2 separate regions of the Homo sapiens genome follow, and region 2 is linked to region 1. A link is an interaction called in ENCODE POLR2A ChIA-PET data of the cell type or tissue named here. Cell type or tissue: HepG2. All regions are shown on one strand. Each heading gives the region's core, and the rest is flanking DNA. Links, peaks and the distances in the headings are about the cores only. Region 1 has its middle 27 kb from the start of LINC00525. Region 2 overlaps TNS3 (tensin 3).

The links. Peaks named below come from ENCODE experiments on the same cell type or tissue, not always from the same donor. Only the 100,000 strongest peaks of a DNase experiment are listed, where the experiment ranks them.
Region 2: POLR2A ChIA-PET joins it to region 1 with 8 read pairs; 1 of 35 experiments calls an interaction of 5 or more read pairs at or near these places.

What each region holds. Positions count from the first base shown.
Region 1 is chr7:47,732,119-47,736,501 of GRCh38, forward strand. No RefSeq gene overlaps it. Among named protein-coding and RNA genes, the nearest start is that of LINC00525, 27 kb to the right of the region's middle. In HepG2, for the core only: no CTCF peak of the experiment used is centred there; DNase peaks (open chromatin) are centred at 835 and 2,383.
Region 2 is chr7:47,472,709-47,477,091 of GRCh38, forward strand. All of the region lies in intron 4 of TNS3 (tensin 3), which reads right to left. Among named protein-coding and RNA genes, the nearest start is that of SNORD151, 10 kb to the left of the region's middle. RefSeq lists an enhancer at 2,459-3,002 and a silencer at 2,877-2,936. In HepG2, for the core only: CTCF peaks have their summits at 2,475 and 2,778 (motif pointing right); DNase peaks (open chromatin) are centred at 2,613 and 3,073.

The DNA of each region.
Region 1 (4,383 bases), core at 76-4,075:
TTCAAGCTGGATCTTCCAGGTGGAAGAAACTTCAGAGGTCATCTCCAGCCTTGACATTTCCTAGTTTTTATTTGAGAAATCAGGAAAGAGAGGCTCAAAGAGAGAAACAAGGCAGATCTGTCTTCTCAAAGCCCTCTTCATCACCTGGATCTAAATTCCTCACCTTCTCTATGAGTTAAATAGAGAGGCGCCATAACCATGCAATATGCAAAATGCATGTGCCTATTGGATGGTCATTGCATTGAACTCTTTGGCATCCTTGAGAGAGGCACAGTTGTTAGCCCAGGTTGCAGATGAGGAAACAATCTCAGTGGGGTTACGTGCCTCCTCCATGTCTCACAGCGAATCCTGGATGGGGCAGGATTTGCACACAGGACTGTCACTGTTGACTGCACAGCAAACATGTGCAAACCTCTCCCTGCAGCGTGCTTCTGTCTAATGCCTCTCAAGTCGTCTCTCCTAAAGCAATTTTGGTTGGCCAGTGGGGTGCTCTGAGGCCACAGCCCTTGGTGCCATTCTTGGGGGATCCATCCCTTACTTCTAGCCTGGATCCTGGAGTCTCACCCTGAAATTTTGTTCTGATCCTTGTATGTGGTGTCAAAACTCTGTAGAGGTCACTTCCACAAACACCCTGACACCTAATATCCATGCAGACTGATTAATTAACTGAAGTTTTTGTAGAGGGGCTAGTTGGGCAAGGTGACCTTAAGTTTTCACCCCATTTTGAGATGCAGATTCTGTGAATTAGAAGTCTGTGAGAAAACAAACAAAATCAGTCAGGGTGCAGTGGTTCATGCCTGTAATCCCAGCACGCTGGGAGGTGGAGGTGGGTGGGTCACCTGAGGTCAGGAGTTTGAGACCAGCCTGGTCAATATGATGAAACCCTGTCTCTACTGAAAGTACAAAAACTAGTGGGGCATGGTGGCGGGCGCCTGTAATAGCAGCTACTCAGGAGGCTGAGGCAGAAGAATCGCTTGAACCTCGGAGGCAGAGGTTGCAGTGAGCCGAGATGGTGCCACTGCACCCCAGCCTGGGCAACAGAGTGAGACTCCATCTCAAAAACAACAATAATAACAAACCAAAAAACAAAATCAGAAGGAAGCACAGAAATCTAGAGTGGGTAAGGAAGGCTGGGCAGCTTTTTACGCCTCCTCAGGTGTTCGTCAACTGAAAAGAATCTAGCAAGCCACAGAACAGACTTCCTGCCCTCCTCTGCAGCCTGGAAGGTAGGTGGGAAGGTATTTCTCATAGGGAAAGCAGACACCAGGCATTTGAGCCTTAGAGCTAGGTTGGAAGGTTGTGCAGACGAGCCCTGTCATTCCCAAAGTGCCAGTCAACTCCATGAGGGGCTGCTCCTCTGAGTTCTTCCTGCAATGCGGTTCTTTCATTGCTCTTTCCTTCACCCTACCTCCAATTTTTATTCTTTTTGTTTTGTTTTCTTTTTGAGGTGGAATTTCGCTCTTTTTGCCCAAGCTAGAGTGCAATGGTGTGATCTTGGCCCGCTGCAACCTCTGCCTCCTGGGTTCAAGTGATTCTCCTGCCTCAGCCTCCCAAGTAGCTGAGATTACAGGCGCATGCCACCACGCCCAGCTAATTTTTTGTATTTTTAGTAGAAACAGGGTTTCACCATGTTAGCCAGGCTGGTCTCAAACTCCTGATCTCAGGTTATCCACCCGCCTCAGCCTCCGAAAGTGCTGGGATTACAGGCTTGAGCCACTGCACCCGGCCAAATTTTTATTCTTAAAAAGCTAACTGCATAACATCACCCATGCTGGAGAATGTGAATATGTAATGAGTCCAGTGCAGAGAACGCTGGGTTCCTGTTTCCATCTACTCCAAGGCAGCCACATCCCTCCTCGTGCTACCACGGTATTCAGTGGGCAACAGGTATTGCTGCACGTGCACGGTTTACTGCCAACACCAAATCTCACTGTAAATTCAGACTAAAAAAATACGAGGAACTCTCCACTGGTTTTTTGTTCTGAATCAATATAACGGTGTAAAATAGTTACCAGGGTACCCGGCATATACAAAGAGTCCTTAATCGTTCATTACAATAATCATTACTGTTCAGTGGAGACTTTGCCATGCAGAATAAAATTTACTTTGACAGTATCATGTGAAGCCACCTTCAGCTGCTGGAGTCCTATAAAATGCATGTTCAGTCTGTTGGTCCACCACAGACTGAGTTTTCTCTCACTGGAAAGAAGTAGTATCCAGCCCATGGTCCGTGACCCCTGAATATTTGTTGAGCGATGGATGATTTAGTGCTTGAATAGCTCCAGCAAAGCCCATGGCCAAACTGGTGAATGTGTAACTGGGAGAAACTCTTTCTAGATGTGGCCAGTCTTGTCTAACTGTGGTCACGTGATGAGAGGAGATGACAATGACAGAGATGAGGAACGGATGTCTGGGCTGGAGACAGAAAGCTTTGTCACCTGTCATCTCAGTTCTGGGCTTCTGAATGGTGACGGGGGTCTGTGTACACAGGATATTTAGAGGCAAAAGAAACATCCGGCTCTGGGCTTCCACCCGACCTTGCTCCCTGCCCCATCCTCCTGCCGGCCCAGGACATAGGCTGACTCGTAGCTGGAGGGCAGAGAAGGTCACCAGCTACAGATCCCCCACCAGTCTGGCCAGGACAGGGAGCTTTCCTGCTGGCCACCATCATCACAACGCTGTGTGTGTGCAGGTGAGACCAGCCCATCCACAGGCAAGGCACTGATGTTCCGTCAGAGTCTAGGTCATTTCTAGTTCACCCTATTAATGATTTGCTGTTCTCAATATAGGATATCTCTATCTTTTTCAACACAGCCCAGCATTTACTTAGTCATCCTACTTCCGACCTAAACAGCTGATTATTTCCAATGCATCTTAAACACAGTGCTTTATGATGGCCTCCCTACTCAGCCTCATGAACAGCCCAATCTATAGATGAGGCAACCAAAGCCCAAAGAAGTTGCTTCATGTGCTAAGGTCCCAAATCTCAGGGAGGACTGCAGAGATGGGGTTTGATCCACAGTGACTATTTACCTATTACGTTACTTTTGTGCAATGCTATTTCCAGTATATGCTACATCAGTTAGAATTGCAATTGGCTGCTATTAACAGAGACCAGGGGCGGTGGAGCGGGGGGAACAAGATAAAAGCTTCTTTTCTTCTTTTTCATAAAATCAGTCTGGAGGCAGGGCATCCAGAGAAGCTATGGAGACTTGAGGGCCACTTGGGACCTGGGTTTCTTCTCTCCCACTGCTTTGCTTGTCCCCTCCGGATGGCTCCCACCCTTACAAGCTTCTCATGAATCAAGGTGGCTGCTGGAGATCCAGCTCTCAAATTGAGATTCCAGGAAGAGGGGGAACAGGTTTAAGGGGGCCTGGGTTGGAGCTCTGTCCATCTCTTAAGGAGCTATTGCAGAAATCTTGCCTAACAAACTCCACTTATGTGTCATTTGTCAGACTGAGTGGCATGCAAGTACCTGGGTGTATGGGATGCGGGTCTGTATTTCCACTTAGAACTGCAATTCTGTTCCCAAGGGAAAAGGGAGAGTAGACAGGAAGGGCAGCCAGCAGTCTTGGTTACTTGTGTCACTTATATTTAGTGGCTTCCACAATGTGTACTCCTCTGTGCTTAATTCCAACAGAGCACTTTCATCCTTACGCTGTGGGATCCCATGCTTGCCCGCTCTAACCTACAGAGCGTGTCTTCTCTGGATGGGAGAGTGAAGAGTGGAGGGGAAACAAAGGCGTGAGCTTCTTTTTCCTGAATATCTTCTCACCATGAGCAGGCAACACATTAAGAATATGCTGGTCTCAAGGGCTCCTTTCTCCAGGATGGACACAGAGGGTTGCCCAGACTTCAAGCAGGAAGGCGTGGCCACTGCCTTCCACTGCCAAGATGTCTCTTTCTTTCTTTCTCTTTCTTTCTTCCTTTCTTTCTCTCTTTCTTTTTCTTTCTTTCTCTTTCTTTCTTCTTTCTTTTCTTTCTTTTCCTTCCTCCCTCCCTCCCTTCTTTCTTTCTTTCTTTTTCTCTCTCTTTCCTCCCTCCCTCCCTCTCTCTCTCCCCTCCCTCCCTCTCTCTCTTTCTTTCCACCCTCCCTCCCTCCCTCTCTTCCCTCCCTCCCTCCTTCTTTCTTTCTTTCCTTCCTTCCTCCCTCCCTCCCTCCCTTCCTTCCTTCTTTCCTTCTTTCTTTCTTTCCCTCCCTCCCTCCCTCCCTTTCCCTCCCTCCTTCCCTCCCTCCCTGCTTTCTTTCTTTCTTTTCCTTCCTTCCTTCCTTCCTTTCTTTCACGGAGTCTCACTCTGTCGCCCAGGCTGGAGTGCACTGGTGTGATCTCAGCTGGCTCACTGCAACCTCCACATCCTGGGTTCTCTGCCTCAGCCTCCAGA
Region 2 (4,383 bases), core at 242-4,241, 260 kb before region 1:
TCAGCCTGTCCTACTCCCTCCCACAGAGTAAATCCCGGACACTCCTGCTGGTCTGCACTTGCTCCAAAGCAACAGAGAACCAGCCTGCACTACATCCACACCCTCCCAGGGCTGAGGCCATGGGCAATGATGAGGCAGGACCCTGAGCCGTTGTTGTTCAGGACGCAGCAGCTGGGAGATGGGGGTGAGGGTCATCCCCAACAACGAAGCACCCTCCAGAGGGGCGCTGGGTGAGAAACAGACGGACTTACAGTGCTGGCCCCACCCCTTCCTCACCTTCTGCTGAGCGACCTCACGCGCATCCAGCCCTCCCAATCTGAGTGTGATCGCCCACGCAGCCCTCCTCCCACCCGACTGCTCAGCATCCACACCCATCGTCCTCCACCGTGCCCTGCCAATGCCCGAATGCTGTATGCACAGGCTAACTAAACACCACTCTGTGATGACTGAGTGTCAAGGTAAGATCTGGGGAATGCAGTATCGGTTTGTACTTTTATTTTTGGGTCTCACCTGACTTTTGCCAAAGCCACAGATGTTGAGTTTGGCTCTTCTGACCAAATGGAACACCTGGATGCTGATCTAACAGGATCCTTGAAACTCTTCTCTCTGCTTCCTGGAGATCAGAGAGATTAAGGAGCAAGAACATTTGCGTATATCCATTGACCTAATAGAACTCAATTTCACTGTGACTCTGGTCAAATATGTTTGCATGAAGACTCCTGATGAGACACACAGAATCTGGAAGGGGCAGCGGTGAATCCAGAAACCATGAGCACGCACACATACACGTGTAGGTGATCTTCAGCCGAGACTCTGCTGTGGTGTATAGACCCGTGTCTGTGTTTCTGAAGTTTACTGAGGGGTGGAAACAATCTATAAGCAGGAAATAACCACTGTCCAGTCAAATACCTGGACTTATGGGCCGTGAGGACAAGAAATGCATACCCAGAGACTTGTGGGAAGCCTTCTGTGACAACATGCATGCAGAAACCACTGCAGGCTGGGGCCGGCAGAACAGACCCACATAGGTCACCTGGATCCACTGTCCCAGATCACTGGATGCTCAGCTCACTAAGCCCCACACCCAGTAATTTACAGGTGGAAAGTGTGGGTGTTTTGTTGGAAATTTGCTTAATTTTTCAGTAAAATAAAATGGAGACCATTAAAGTGATTTCATTTATCTGAAGCTCCTCATCATCCATTTGGTCAGCATTCTTTCTGAAAGAATCAAATAGCTTCATGAGACTCCATCACGGTCACTGGGGCAGAGGCAGGGATGGCAGCACGTGACCTGCAAGACTTCCTGACAGTCACATCTGTCCTGTCCTTGTGTTGGTTGGTCTTGTTGCTCTGGTCACTTCCTCTGTCTGGCTTTCTGAGTTCAAGTAAAACATACTGAGCAAGTCTCAACACACACACACACACACACACACACACAACACACATAAAAAAACCTCACACACAACACCTCACACAACACACAAAACAGCACACAAAAAACACCTCACACACAACACACACAAAACACCTCACAAACAATACACATCACATACACAAAACACTTCACACACAACACACACACATAAACACACACAGCACACACACCTCACATAACCCACACAACACACACAAAACACCTCACAACACACACAAAACACTTCACACACAACACAACACATACACAAAATAAGCAACACATACACAAAACACAACACAAACAACACACACTACACATACAACACACACTGCAACACACACACAACACCTCACACAATACACACAACACAGACATGTACACACACACAACACAGGCATGTACACACACAACACACTTCAGCACAACACACACAGCACAACACACACACCTCACAACACACACAAGACACACCTCACACACAAAACACCTCACACACAACACTTCACACACAACACACACCACAACACACACAAAAAACACCTCACACACACAAAACACCTCACACATAATACACACAACACACACAGCACAGACATGTACACACACAACACACCTCAGCACAACACACAACACACAAAGCACAACACACACACCTCACACACAACACACAAAGCACAACACACACACCTCACACACAACACACACGACAGACACACCTCACACACAAAACACCTCACACACAACACTTCACACACAACACACACACCGCAACACACACAAAAAAAAACACCTCACACACACAGGTAACACCTCACACAATACAACACATGCAACACACACAAAACACTACACACACTGCAACGCACTCAAAGCACCTCACACGCAACACACAACACACACACCTCACACAACAGACAACAGACAACTCACACACAAAAACACACCTCACGTACAACACACACACTGCATCACACAACACACAAACACAACATACACACACAAAACACCTCACACACACCACAGACCACAGACACACGCATCTTGCACACAGAGCTGTGCAAAGGTGGAGTGTGAGCTCCAGCCTCAGGCTGAAATGTGAGCCCTGCAGTCACCTTGGAGGGAACTAGCCCACTGGCCTCGGGTGAGGTGAACCAAGAGAAGCACCGCCCTGATGACTCAGCCACTATTCTTACCCAACCCCTCTTCCAGGGCCACAGACCACAGTGGCCAAGGCCAAGCAAGAACAATCACAGCGTGAGTGCAGGCAGCTGGTGCGGGCTCGGGACCTGCCCGGAGCTGGATCAGGCACTGCCCTGAACCCTCCCACACCAGAGGCCGCCACCAGAAGGCGGAGACACCGGCCTCCTTCAAGGACAGTGGCCCCTCTGTAAACAGGCGGCACTTCCCCGGGGGGGGGGCCAGGCCCTCCCTGGACTCAGGCTGGCTGTGGGCTGCCCAGGAGGCCGGGCGGGGAAGTGGGTCCCATACATGGCCTCGGGGTGTCCTAGTGAAGGCTGCCCTGCACCTGAGGGCATCAAGATTTGCTGGTATGAATCAATCGCTTGCAGAGTGTATGAAGGTAAACACAGGATGGAAAAAAACAAGGACACTCTGCCCTTGAACTTCAATCAAAAGCTGTGGGGCCACCATTCGGACCACTGTTAGGCCGCAGCATCATGAAAAGATCCTGCAAACCTGCAACTACCAAGGACAGACTCGCATGCGCCCTTGTTCTGACCGTGGTGCCTCCAAGTCTGCAAATGCGGGATCACAGGAATCATCTACTGTGTCTGTCATCGGTGCCCTCACCCTCAGGAAGCAGGGGACACGCTCTGGAACTCATCAGACTGGTTCTCTCCATCAGGAGAACCAGATCAACAATGAATGGCACACAGCAAAGGCTGTGGGCACCAGAAGAACCGCACTGCCAACTCACCTTCACAGGACAACCAACCAGGCTCTTCCCCACACATCACGTGTCTTCCCTGTGTCACACTAGCACTGAGGATCTAAGCATGTTATTTCATTCGATCCTGGCAGTGACCCCAAGAAGAGCTGGTGGCGTCCTCATTTTACAGAAGAGGAAAGTGGAGCCCAGAAAAGTGAAAGAACTCCATTCAGGGCCACACAGCTCACCAGTGTCATACCCCGGATGGGACTCAACCCAACTCTAGTCCATGCTCACACCTACCACTACATTCTGTGCCTGTGTGCGCATGTGAGCACTGCGTGTACACATACACGTAGACTTACAGAGCAGCTGGACCACAGGCTGTGACTCCCCTGTAAGGAGCCCGGCCACCTCTCCCAGCCTTAGGGACAGTAGTTACCTGAACAATGGTGAAGCATTCTCTCTATGACCCAGAAGACCACAGCCCATAGAACGGTAATGTAAGCAGAAAGACACCAATTGTCCCTTTATAGTTCTAAAAGCCAGAGGTCCCAATGAGGCTATGCTGCAATAGCTTGCCTCTGACATCCCTCCAAAATCATCATTCTGCTCGACTCATGGAGACGTGGTGCATGCCCCTGATGCCTTAGTCTACACCCTCCATAATTTCCCACGTCGCACATTTTCTCTGCTGATTCTTGTTTCTTCCCACCTTCCAGAAAGGCACATGCCAATCATTGTGGTTTCCTTTTCACACTGGCTCCCAGGAAGCTCCAACCCTGTGTCCATGTAACATATGCCAAGTTGACATTCACAAAGGGAGGTTTGCCTCCCAGCTCCTTTCTCAACAATACTATGTGCCGATTTTGAGTCCATGAATTAATCTAACCTCACATCCCACTTTTGTAAGCTGCTGCAGTAAACAGAAGATTCTGCTACCAGGAATATGAAAACGAACATCACAGGTAAATAGCCACGGGTTCAATGCGCCACAATCACGGAAAAGGTTCCTTCTCCATTGTGTCTTAAATGCCCCGGGGAGCCACAAAGGCACCCTATGCCTGCAGACAAAGAA